Linked DNA regions of Homo sapiens: region 2 is linked to region 1. A link is a loop called in an ENCODE intact Hi-C map of the cell type or tissue named here. Cell type or tissue: pancreas. All regions are shown on one strand. Links, peaks and the distances in the headings refer to the core of each region. The heading gives the core; the rest is flanking DNA. Region 1 overlaps COBL (cordon-bleu WH2 repeat protein). Region 2 overlaps GRB10 (growth factor receptor bound protein 10).

Region 1 (5,376 bases), core at 313-5,312:
GCACTAATGGCGTAAAAAGCAGCCTTCATGGAGTGCTTTGTCCTTTGGCTTTAATATTTAAGCACAAGAAAATCTGTGACTCAATTTTTTTTCAGGAAAACAAATGATAGTATAACTGGTAGAGCAACAGCATTTGTGTCTGAGCACAAATAATACTGGGCTATTGTTTAATATGATGGATTTCCTTTATATCTTCATTTTAAATATGGAGAACTAGTTGTTCAAATGAAATCTTACCCACAAGCTTATTATGTAAAATATGAAAGCATAGTGACCCAGAGGGTCATCTGTCTATTCATTGTCTCAGGAAGGTTGACTGAAGGGCCCTCCACCTACCAGGAACTGTTTGGAGCTGGGATTACATACAGTTCTCAGTAAAAATCAGTGATAATTACTGTCTTCATTGAGTTCACATCTTAATGGGAGACAAAGATACAAACAAGCAAGTGTAATAATCATAATAGCTAACACATATTGGGTACTTACTTTGTGCCAAGAACTCCTTTTTTTTTTTTTAAAGAAGTGGGATCTCACTCTGTCTTCCAATGACACCAGCATGGCTCACTACAGCCTCAAACTCAGGCTCAAGAGATCCTCCCACCTTAGCATCCCAAGTAGCTAGCACTAAAGGTGAGCATGACCACACCCAGCCAATGTGCCAAGAACTCTTTCAAGCTCTTTTACATCCAGTCACTCATTTGATTCACATGATAGCTTTGTAATGCAGGAACTATTATTTACCCCAGTTTTACAGGAGATAAACTGGGGTAGGGAGAAATTAAAAATTTGCCCAAGGTTTGTATCTTACTCCTGACACCAAAAAATACCTCGTCTAAGGTCAAAAGAAGGAATCAAACCCAGGTAGTGTCTCCAAGGTCTGTGGGCTTAACCCCTATACTGCATTGGCTCTCAGTGTTGACTGTGTCCATGGTAACAGGTGGAAGATCTGCCAGGGCTAGGAGAGAAGAGGCACCAGGACACAGCATGGTACCATCTTGTTTTCAGTTTGAAGTTAGAGTGCTGGTTCTGCTGGTTCCCCGAATGCTTTCTGCACTAGCACTTACATGATTCTATTAAGCAGACCTTAGGGAGAAAAAAGATTCAAAAAGTTTGTGTGTCCTGTAGCCTGCTCCGCCTGGTGTAGAAATTGTCCCTTGAGAGCAATTAGTGTGTTGGCTTGTATTTCTTTCAGCTTATTGGGTATCTGTCACTAAGTACGGTACTGATGGTCCTAGACAGTCTTCACAGCATACTGCTTATACCACATTGTCAGTTTTCATAACTTCTGAAAATTAGAAGAAACATAAGCCCCCTCCTGGCAACAAGTGGAGTACTTCCCAAGATGACCAAGACTGTTGGTGTCTTCCTCATGAAGATGTATTTCTTGATCAGTTCCTTCCTCTTTTTAGTGTCTAAGAGCTCATTCTGACAATGGGTTAAAGTTTTAAGGAGGCCAGTTCACACCTGCAGGTTGGTCAAGAAGTTTAAATGATTCTAGCTGCTAAGTGTTCTCTTAATGGCTTAAAGAGTCTGCCATGGCCTTCATGATTAAGAAAGGGAGCCTCACAGCATGAGTCTGTCCTGCAGCATCTTCTCCAGTTTTCCCTGGAAAGCTACAGGCAGGGCTTGCTCAGACCATTCAAGCTGACTGTAGAAACAGCTGCCGTTCAAGCTCAGGTGGACGGATTGGAACTTTGTCTTCATGTGAGCATTCATACGGGGAGAAGTCATCTCATACTGATTTGGTTTTCTGTTTGTCTCTTCCCCAACAGGGCTGTTTAACGACCCCCAACTCCCCATCCATGCACTCACGTTCTCTTACGCTGGGTCCATCCCTCTCGCTGGGCAGCATCTCAGGGGTGTCCGTGAAGTCGGAGATGAAGAAGCGCCGAGCCCCTCCTCCTCCAGGTTCAGGGCCACCTGTGCAAGACAAGGCATCGGAAAAGGTAGGGCAGTGGGCTGTTCTCACAACCAAAGCATCTTTTCAGTGACACAGTTGATTGTTCCAAAGCTCCCTGGGAACACAGTAATCCTTCATGTTTGTGGCTGTAGCGACTGGAGTGTTGGGGGCAAGTATTTAAGCTTTATTTAAAAGTAAAGGCAAGATGCCAGGAAGGGCTCATGATTTTAACTCTGAGAAGCTGAGTTCCCCAAGGCAGTCAGGATACACCCAGCAGCCCAGTCCTGCTCCCCACATACCCTAATATGTCAGATCCACCATGCAGCTGTAAAGATAAGGATGCAGTCTTCTTCCCTGGACTGAGATTTTTCTGACTGACTGCATCCCAGCTTCCTGTGGAGGCAGCATGCCACAAATGCCAACATTTACAGAAAGCAAATTCAGAGTCCATTCATTCTGTGGCAGAACTTTATTTCCTAACTCTTGCCGCATGTGTCATGTGGCCTAGCCCAGTTGCATAGTTTGAGAGTGTCACGCCCCTGCTAGTCTTTAGGTTCAAAGCCCCTTTTTGCTCATTTGCTCTCAAAATACCCTAAAAACTAAGTCTGTGCCTCCTGAATGTGAGGCTTGGTCCCTGGATCTTGATAAAAAGTTATAGCAGCAGATACCAAATGGCGGGGTCCTGACATGTCATGTAATTTCCTTATCAGCCTGCTTGTCGTTCTGTCCAGGTATGTCCGTCTGTCCATCTATTTTTGCAAGTCGGTCCTCTGGTCATCCATCTCTGTTCCTTCATGGTTGTTCTTTATCCCTGGGTCTCAGAGACCATCCTGCTTCCATCCTTAGTCCTTCATATCCCTAAAAATCTATCTGAAAAGCCTGTAGTGGAACACATTTTCAAAGAAAATATTTTTATTTTTGCATCTCTTAAATATTTTCTAGGCCGGGTGCAGTAGCTCACGCCTGTAATCCCGGCGCTTTGGGAGGCCAAGGCAGGAGGATCACCTGAGGTCAGGAGTTCAAGACCAACCATGGCCAACATGGTGAAATCCCGTCTCTACTAAAAATACAAAATTAGCCAGGCATGGTGGTGCACGCCTATTGTCCCAGCTACTCAGAAGGCTGAGGCAGGAGAATTGCTTGAACCCAGGAGGCAGAGGTTGCAGTGAGCCAAGATCACGCCACTGCACTCTAGCCTGGGTGACAAGAGAGAAACTCTGTCTCAAAAATAAAAAATAAAAAAAAAAGGAATGTATACATATATCCTAATGTAACTGACTTATTTTGAGTTCTTCATGATATATTAGCTGTGTTTTCATAAAAATAAATTTAGGCACAAATGGTACCTTTTTGTTGTATGCATCCATGATAAGATGATGCAAATGGAAAACACAAAGCTATTTCTTCTGATTTTCTGCAGTGTGTCTCATTAATTTGCTTGGATGTAGATTCTGAACTTTTTTATAATATGCAGACCATATTGATAGCATTGGCCTTTCCCAGCTACATGCCCCTGGGAATATCTTTTTGCTTTGGCTTAGGATAGGTTTCTTTAGTTAGTAATAAAAAGTATGACTTCCAGGATCAATATTATGTCAGCTTTTTTCTTTTAATAAGAATTGTATTTTGTTAATGCGATAAAATGTAGATGGTGAACTGTACCAGCATTTTAAAAATTTCTTCCACCCAGAAGAGATGTTGTATTTTTCTGCATTTAATGTGCTTACCCACAGTGGATAAAGCCTGCTTGAGTGGGAAAATGTGCAGTAAGTAGAGAATTGGGAATTCTGAATGAAAAATAAATAGTACTTTATACCCTGTAGAATGAACAGAGTTTCCTCTGAGGCAGTAAAAGCTTTTTGCTGAAATCTGTTTTATTTGGCACAGAATGCGTGGAGAAATTGGCTCATGGAAACCATCTTCCTTTTTAAGCATATGAGTGGCATATGGATTAGATTTAAGCATTTGCTATGAACATGCTTTTTTAAACTGAAAGGTATTTTGTTATTTACTAATTTCTGGAAAAGGAACCCAAAAATGTATTGTCGTCGTTGTTGGGGAAGAACGTCAATTCCTTCTTCATGAACTTCCTTCCATATAAAGATAAGATGTTTGTTTGGGAAGCCTTATTTATATGCAACTGTTACTAACACCAGTGTCCTGAACAAGGAGGAAAGGTTCATTTTCAGGGACATGACTAGTTTGTAAGAAAATGAGAATGCCTACATTTGTATATTTTAAAATATTATTTTGTATCAACTAGTTTAAAAAATTCAATATTTGCTTCTTCAAGTCCTAACGGTGGGATAATATTAGCCATCCTCCAGTTCATCTGAAAATTTTCTAAAATTTGTAACCATAGTTAGTATTTGTCACCTGATTATGTATTCATAATTTGATCATGTGTGTTTATTATTTCTAAAGGTATTTTTTGAAGAGGTTTTCCCAGAGGTGTTAGAGCCTGGAGGTGACCGAATGCTCTTCTCAGATCCCATGGCTCTTCCCACAGTACTGTGAATGCAGCTTTTATTATGTGGAAACTTCAGACCAGAATGATTGATTGTACACATTAAGGCACCTTATGCTCTCAGGATTTCTGAGACTTGAGCGGGCATCAGATCACCCAAAGGGCTTGTTAAAACACATTTTCCTGGGCCCCACCTGAGCGCTGATTCAGTAGGTCTGGATGGGGCCTGAACATTTGCATCTTAAGTGCTGCCGCTCCGGTGAACCCCACTTTGAGAACCACCCCTTCATAGCAAACTACCTCCCTCAGCTGCTGGCTCTGAATTTTGACTACTCAAAGGCAACAGATCTGCTAAGAGATTCTTCAGTAGGAAAGTTACCTCAAAATGAATCCATCTGTGCTGTAGAATAATAATTATATGCAGTTTTCCATAAAGTTAGCTTAGGCCTAAAGTTATGTGTTAAAACACATCAGTAGCGTCCACTCCTTCTCACTGGGACCCAGGGAACCCTCATCTGGGAGGACAGACGAATTGTCTGTTCTGCACAGGATTTTCTTCCTGCTTCATCTCCTGGGGCCCACACTGTCCTCTCACCATCGTGCTGTGTAGAGACGGTGAACTCTCCCTTTGTCCTGGACCCTAGGCAGCTGCTGGAATTCTTGCTCGCTGCTCTTGCATTTGGGTTAGAGCCCCCTTCCTATACTGAGTGATATGGTTTGGATGTTTGTCCCCTCCAAATCTCATGTTGAAATGTGATCCCAGTTGGAGGTGGGGCCTGGTGGGAGGTGTTTGGGTCATGGAGATGGATCCCTCATGAATGGCTTGGTGCCATCCCCATGGGGATGAGTGAGTTCTCTCTCTGGTAGTTTACCTGAGATCTGATTGTTTAAAAGTGTGTGGCAGCCCCTCCGTCCTTGCTCCCTCTCTCACCATGTGACATGCCTAATCCGCCTTTGCCTTTCACCATGAGTAAAAGCTTCCTGAGGCCTCACCAGAAGGTGAGCAGAT
Region 2 (5,376 bases), core at 82-5,081, 360 kb after region 1:
TGTATATACTACTTTTTGTTTATTCAACTGTTGATGGACATTTATGTTTCTACCTTTTGGGTATTGTGAATAATGCTTCTGTAAACATTGGTGTATAACTATCTTTGAGTACTTGCTTTCCATGTTTTTGTATATATGTCTAGATTATAATTGCTTCATTATATGGTAATTCTATGCTTAGCTTTTTGAGGAACTGCCAAACTGTTTTCTAGAGCAGCTGCACCATTTTACATTCCCAATAATAATGCACAAGGGTTTCAGTTTCTCCACATTCTTGCCAACACTTGGCATTTTTCGTTTCCTGTCCTCTCCTCTCCTCTCCTCTCCCCTCCCCTCCCCTCCCCTCCCCTGCCTTCCCCTCCCCTGCCTTCCCCTCCCCTCCCTTCCCCTTTCTCCCCTTCCCCTTCCCTTCCCCGTCCCCTTCCCCTTCCCCTTCCCTTCCCCTTCCCTTCCCATTCCGCTTCCTCTTCCCTTGCCTTTCTTCCCCTTCCCCTTCCCCTTTCTTTCCTTATAGCTGTCCTAATAGGTGTTACATCGTTTGGCTGTGTCCCAAATCTCATCTTGAATTGTAGCTCCCATAATTTCCACATGCTATGGGAGGGACCTGGTGGGAGGTAATTGAATCACGGGGTTGGGTCTTTCCCATGCTATTCTAGTGATAGTGAATAAGTCTCATGAGATCTGATGGTTTTATAAAGGGGAGTTTCTCTGCACAAGTTCTCTTCTCTTGTCTGCCACCATGTGAGACATGCCTTTCACCTTCTGTCATGATTTTGAGGCCTCCTCAGCCACGTGGAAATATGAGTCCATTAAACTTCTTTCTTTTGTAAATTGCCCAGTTCTCTGATATGTCTTTATCAGCAGCATGAAAACGGACTAATACAAGGCATCAGATGATTGCTCATTGTGGTTTTGATTTGCTTTTTGTTACTCAGTTGTAGGAATTTATATATTCTAGATATTAATACTCTTATCAGTTATGTGATACGCAACTGTTTTGTCCTTTTCTGCAGGCTGTCTTTTCACTGTCTTCGTAGTGTCCTATGACGCACAAAAATTTTTAATTTTTGATGAAGTTCATTTATTTTATTCTTTTGTTGCCTGTGCTGTTGGTGTCATATCTGAGTAGTCATTGTCAAATCCAATGTCCATATAAAGATTTTTGCATATGTTTTCTTCTAAGAGTTTAACAGATAATTTTATTTCTTCCTTTCCAATTTGGATGGCTTTCATTTCTTTTTCTTACTTAATTGCTCTGGCTAGAGCTTCCAATACTGTGTTAAGTAGAAGTGACAAAAGCAAGAATTCTGTCTTGTTTCCACTCTTTGGGGAAAAGCTTTCACTATTTCGCCATTGAGTATGATGTTTGCTGTGGAATTTATAACAGACATTAACAGATATTTAATTCCCTTGCCTTGGTGGAATGTTTCGGGAATGATTCTGTATTCTTTGACTGTCCTGGGACTCTTGCATCGAGAATGTGGTCTAGAAGACCAGAACGAGGTGGCTGGGGAGTTGGGAGACACAAGTAACATGATTTTGTTTTATGTTATAGTGTGGCGTCAGTTCACCTTTCTTTCCAGACCTAGTGGCCATTTTGTGGTCTTGAGGGTTACAGCAAATGCCTTAGGTTTTGAGTGTCTTTCAGAGGCAAGGGGGGTTCTTATACCAAGGTTCTCACAACTTTTTTCCCTTTTTGTCTTAAAATGATTGAGACCATAGGGCCGTGGTGGTGTTGAAGGAGGTCGCCTGAATAGATCCACATCCGCATCACAATTTCACTTCGCCTCTTGTACTTCAGTACCAGGTTTAGGGGACACATGTGCCATTCAAGTGAGGTTGGCTTTGTAATGACTTTTCAGGGTGGATTTTGGCTTCCTACAGGTAAGAACTTTCTACCTTTGTAATATCCTGACTCATGAGTTGAAACAATAGATATGATGAAGGCCCATGCCCCGTTTAGAAGAGTAAGTCTCATGTTGCCAGGTCAGAAATAGATCCTCTTTCCTCTTGTTAAGCATTGTGCTGAATCCTGAGAGTGGTAATCCTGCAGCAGGCAGAGAGAGGAGGACGTTGCCCTGAAGCTGTGGGGAGGCCTGGGGTTCATTCCTACTGGGCTGCGGGTTCTGGTCTCTTCTACCAGTTTAAACAAAATGGCACAGATAGCCAAGAGCAGTATCAGTTGAGAGTAGCACGAATCTTGGGCGCTGATGTGTGCTGTTTAGTTTTGGCTCCTGTTTTAACACAGGGAGAGGGCAGATGGTGAAGCTCTGGCCACCTGTGAGTGTTGGCAACCCCAGGGGGGCAGTCCGTCCTGCTGGCTGTACTTTGAACTGGAAATACTGGACATATGACATTTTCCTTCTGACTCTCGCTGTTCGTGTGGCTTATGCAGGAGGCAGGGGAGGAACATTCTAAATGACCTGGAGCTATGCATCTTGCCAGAATCAACAAGCAGGACAAACCTTTGGGGAGAACAGTTGAGCCACTTTTCAAAGGCAGTGACCCTCTGGGACCCCCTACTTCAAACTGGCCCTGGAGGAGTAGACTGGTGGAGTGGACCGGAATGGAATGTCCTGCTGATTGTGTGGAGCAGGCTGAGTAGCACATGGTTTCTGGCCAGTGATGTTCATTTGTGTGGCCAGGTCTCAAATTCAATATTGTTTTTAAGAAAATCTTTCTGAATGAAGAAGTCTCCATGGACTCTTACTCCATAAAAACTAAGATTCTTTGCAGAGTTTCACTGGGCAGCAGTTCCATGTCTAGGGGTGGAGGTTTGGCTTCTGTCAGACTGTTCCACAGGGCACATTGAAGTCCTGGGTGCTGGGCAGGGCTGAGATTCCCAGGGGAGCACCCCCAGGGCTGGGTCCTAGGGCGCCTTGACACTGTTAAAAATTACTGAAGGCCCCAAAGAGCTGTGGTTATGTGGCTGTATATATTGAAATTTACTATTTTAGGAATTGACAGGCATTTAAAAAATATTTTTTCTCCATGTAAAAAGAATATTCACCCATTATATGTAAACATAACATCTTTTATGGAAAAAAGCTGTATTTTCAAAAACAAAAAAAATGGGAAGAGTGTCATTGTTTTGTACTTTTTAAATCCCTTTAATGTCTGCTTTAAGAGAAGGTAGTTGGATCCCCCCATCCCCCTGCCACCTGCAATCAGTCTTATGCTATTTGGCCTCTAGAAAACTCCGCTGTGCATTCGCGACGGAATGCAAGGGACAAGGACACATCGTATCTTACTATCTTGAAGATAATTTTGGCTTTACCACTCCTGGAGGTCTTGCCATAGGGGTGAGGTCACTCATACCAGGGTACCATGTGAGAGGCTACCACAGGTGGAAGCACAGGTGTGGGGATTTAGGCAGAGACCTTGGAGGCCAGGGGCTGCAACACCCCCTCACTGAATTCAGATAGATGCTTGGGAACCACCAGTTCCTCTGCTTGTTCTCTTGTGTCTGTTGTTTGAATCAGAAACTCAGCAGCTTAGGCCTCAGAGAGATCTTGAGGATACTTGGTCCGTAACTATTATGTGCCAAATGAGGGAACTTACTTCTTCAGTCTTCTAGAAAAATTTTATCCCTTTTTGTGTTAAAACGTGGATGCAGCCTGGAAGTGGTAATGCTAGATGCTGCATACCACCTTGATGGAACTAGATGAAGTGATTAGCTTCAGTCGCCTGAGTCTAGAGAGCCTGGGACCAGGCAGGGCAGCAGCATTTGAGGGACTCTTGGGAAGCTTGGCACAGCTTGAGTGTGGGGGCTGTGATGCACAAGCATAGGCAGCTGTCTCTCTGTCTCTTCCCCCAGTGTTTGTTGAGCCAGTGTGATGTGTCCTGTGTTGGCTGCCCAGGTATATACGACCGTTTCTATCCTCAGGTCACCTTTACTGGGGGGAAGACTGAAGGTTTGTAAAAGAAACTGTGATACCAACGTCATTCGATCATCCACCCGAGAGTGCCTTGGAACAAAGGAGTGTTAATCGACAGCAACGGGAGAATAAGAAGGCTGGCTTTTTTTTTTTACCTGACATGTAAAGGAGCTGAGGAGAGAAGGGTGTTGCAGAGAAAGCAGGGATCTGCATTCTCTTCCTCCCCACTGCTGTTGCAGGCTGACAGTCTTTGAGTACACACACAGATGTGGCTGTGTTGTGCCCTGTCAGAGGCCCTGTGAGTCTCACCACCTCCTGAAGCACAAAGGTCCTTAGTGTGGTGCTCAGAGACCCCTGAACCATGGGGTACAGGGTGCACAAAACTGGCCATGAGCTGACTTTGTAGAAGGGCAGCCTTGGAGGGAGGGTGAGACATTCATGACCGTGGACCCATTTTCCTCTGTCAGGAAGGATGGGGGAAGTGAAGAGGACCTGATCTATATTTGCCAAGAGAAGCTAAGCAGGTGGTTTTGGTGGATATGAAGGACAGGTTCTTTCTCGGGTCCCAGGACTCTCTTTCCTCCTGGGAAGCCCGACCTCCTGTGTGGCTCCATGGCTCTGGTCAGATTCCTGACTACTTAGCATCACAACAGTGGAGGACAATGGAATTCTAAAAAGATTCAGAGGAAACTTAGTAATGTTAACAGGAGACAGTTTGAAATTCGATTGTTGTGACTCTTTCAATGGCTCAAATTGCGGAGAGGAGGATGTGTAATGAAATGCTAAGAGTGGATTTTGATGGAGTGAAGGAAGTTTGAATTAGCTTTGATTAGAACACAGCCTCATCATGGGGACTCCATTCTCATGGGGAGTAGTGGATGCTTTAAGATGGATTCCCCTGAGTTCAGAGGTGGGCATCAGAATGATTTGCCTGCATACCAGTCGTGTCTGTGGTCCCGGGTAGCTTTCTGTTCATCAGCCCAGTGAATGGGGCTCCACTTTTCTCCCTTTGGCTTTGCCTCTGTTCCAAGAAGTAAACGTCCTGAAATAGAAAAGGAGGAGCTGTTCTTTGGCCAATGATTTGAGAATAGCTAGAACTAAAGTTACCAACTGTGGAGGGCGGTTCCCTGTGGGCCTCATCAACAGCTGAGGGCCCCCTTTCAGACACTTGTGAACAAGCTCCTCCAGAATCCTTGCATGCAGCTTTTGCAGAACTGATAAAAGCAATGGTCGGTCATGCTTGCCACAAGCTGCTTCTGTTGAGATCATCATTCTACGATCTTGACCAATGGGTGAAGTTTGGTTGCACTTTTGGCATCTTGCATTCACAGACCTACAGAAACCAGATTAGGGAGCATGTTGGAGGTGGCTCTGTAAGTGACAATGCTAAGATTGAGAACATAGTGATGACATGGTAAGTGTGTACTGAGTGAATTAATGAAAGAATACTGAATTTCAGGACTAAGGGGAAACATAGAGGTGATTATAAAGGAAGTGA

The links. A loop is a pair of places that touch in the nucleus more often than their neighbours do. Peaks named below come from ENCODE experiments on the same cell type or tissue, not always from the same donor. Only the 100,000 strongest peaks of a DNase experiment are listed, where the experiment ranks them.
Region 2: it touches region 1 in a loop (2.8-fold over the local background); 28 of 110 quality-filtered maps call a loop at or near these places.

Annotation. Positions count from the first base shown.
Region 1 is chr7:51,132,728-51,138,103 of GRCh38, reverse strand. COBL (cordon-bleu WH2 repeat protein) reads left to right here. Exons shown (of 13, transcript NM_015198.5): 6 at 1,773-1,946. Among named protein-coding and RNA genes, the nearest start is that of COBL, 180 kb to the left of the region's middle. In pancreas, for the core only: no CTCF peak of the experiment used is centred there; no DNase peak of the experiment used is centred there.
Region 2 is chr7:50,768,458-50,773,833 of GRCh38, reverse strand. The region is part of intron 2 of GRB10 (growth factor receptor bound protein 10); the gene reads left to right. Among named protein-coding and RNA genes, the nearest start is that of GRB10, 12 kb to the left of the region's middle. RefSeq lists enhancers at 3,811-4,391, 4,392-4,971. In pancreas, for the core only: no CTCF peak of the experiment used is centred there; a DNase peak (open chromatin) is centred at 2,283; H3K27ac peaks cover 1,348 bases.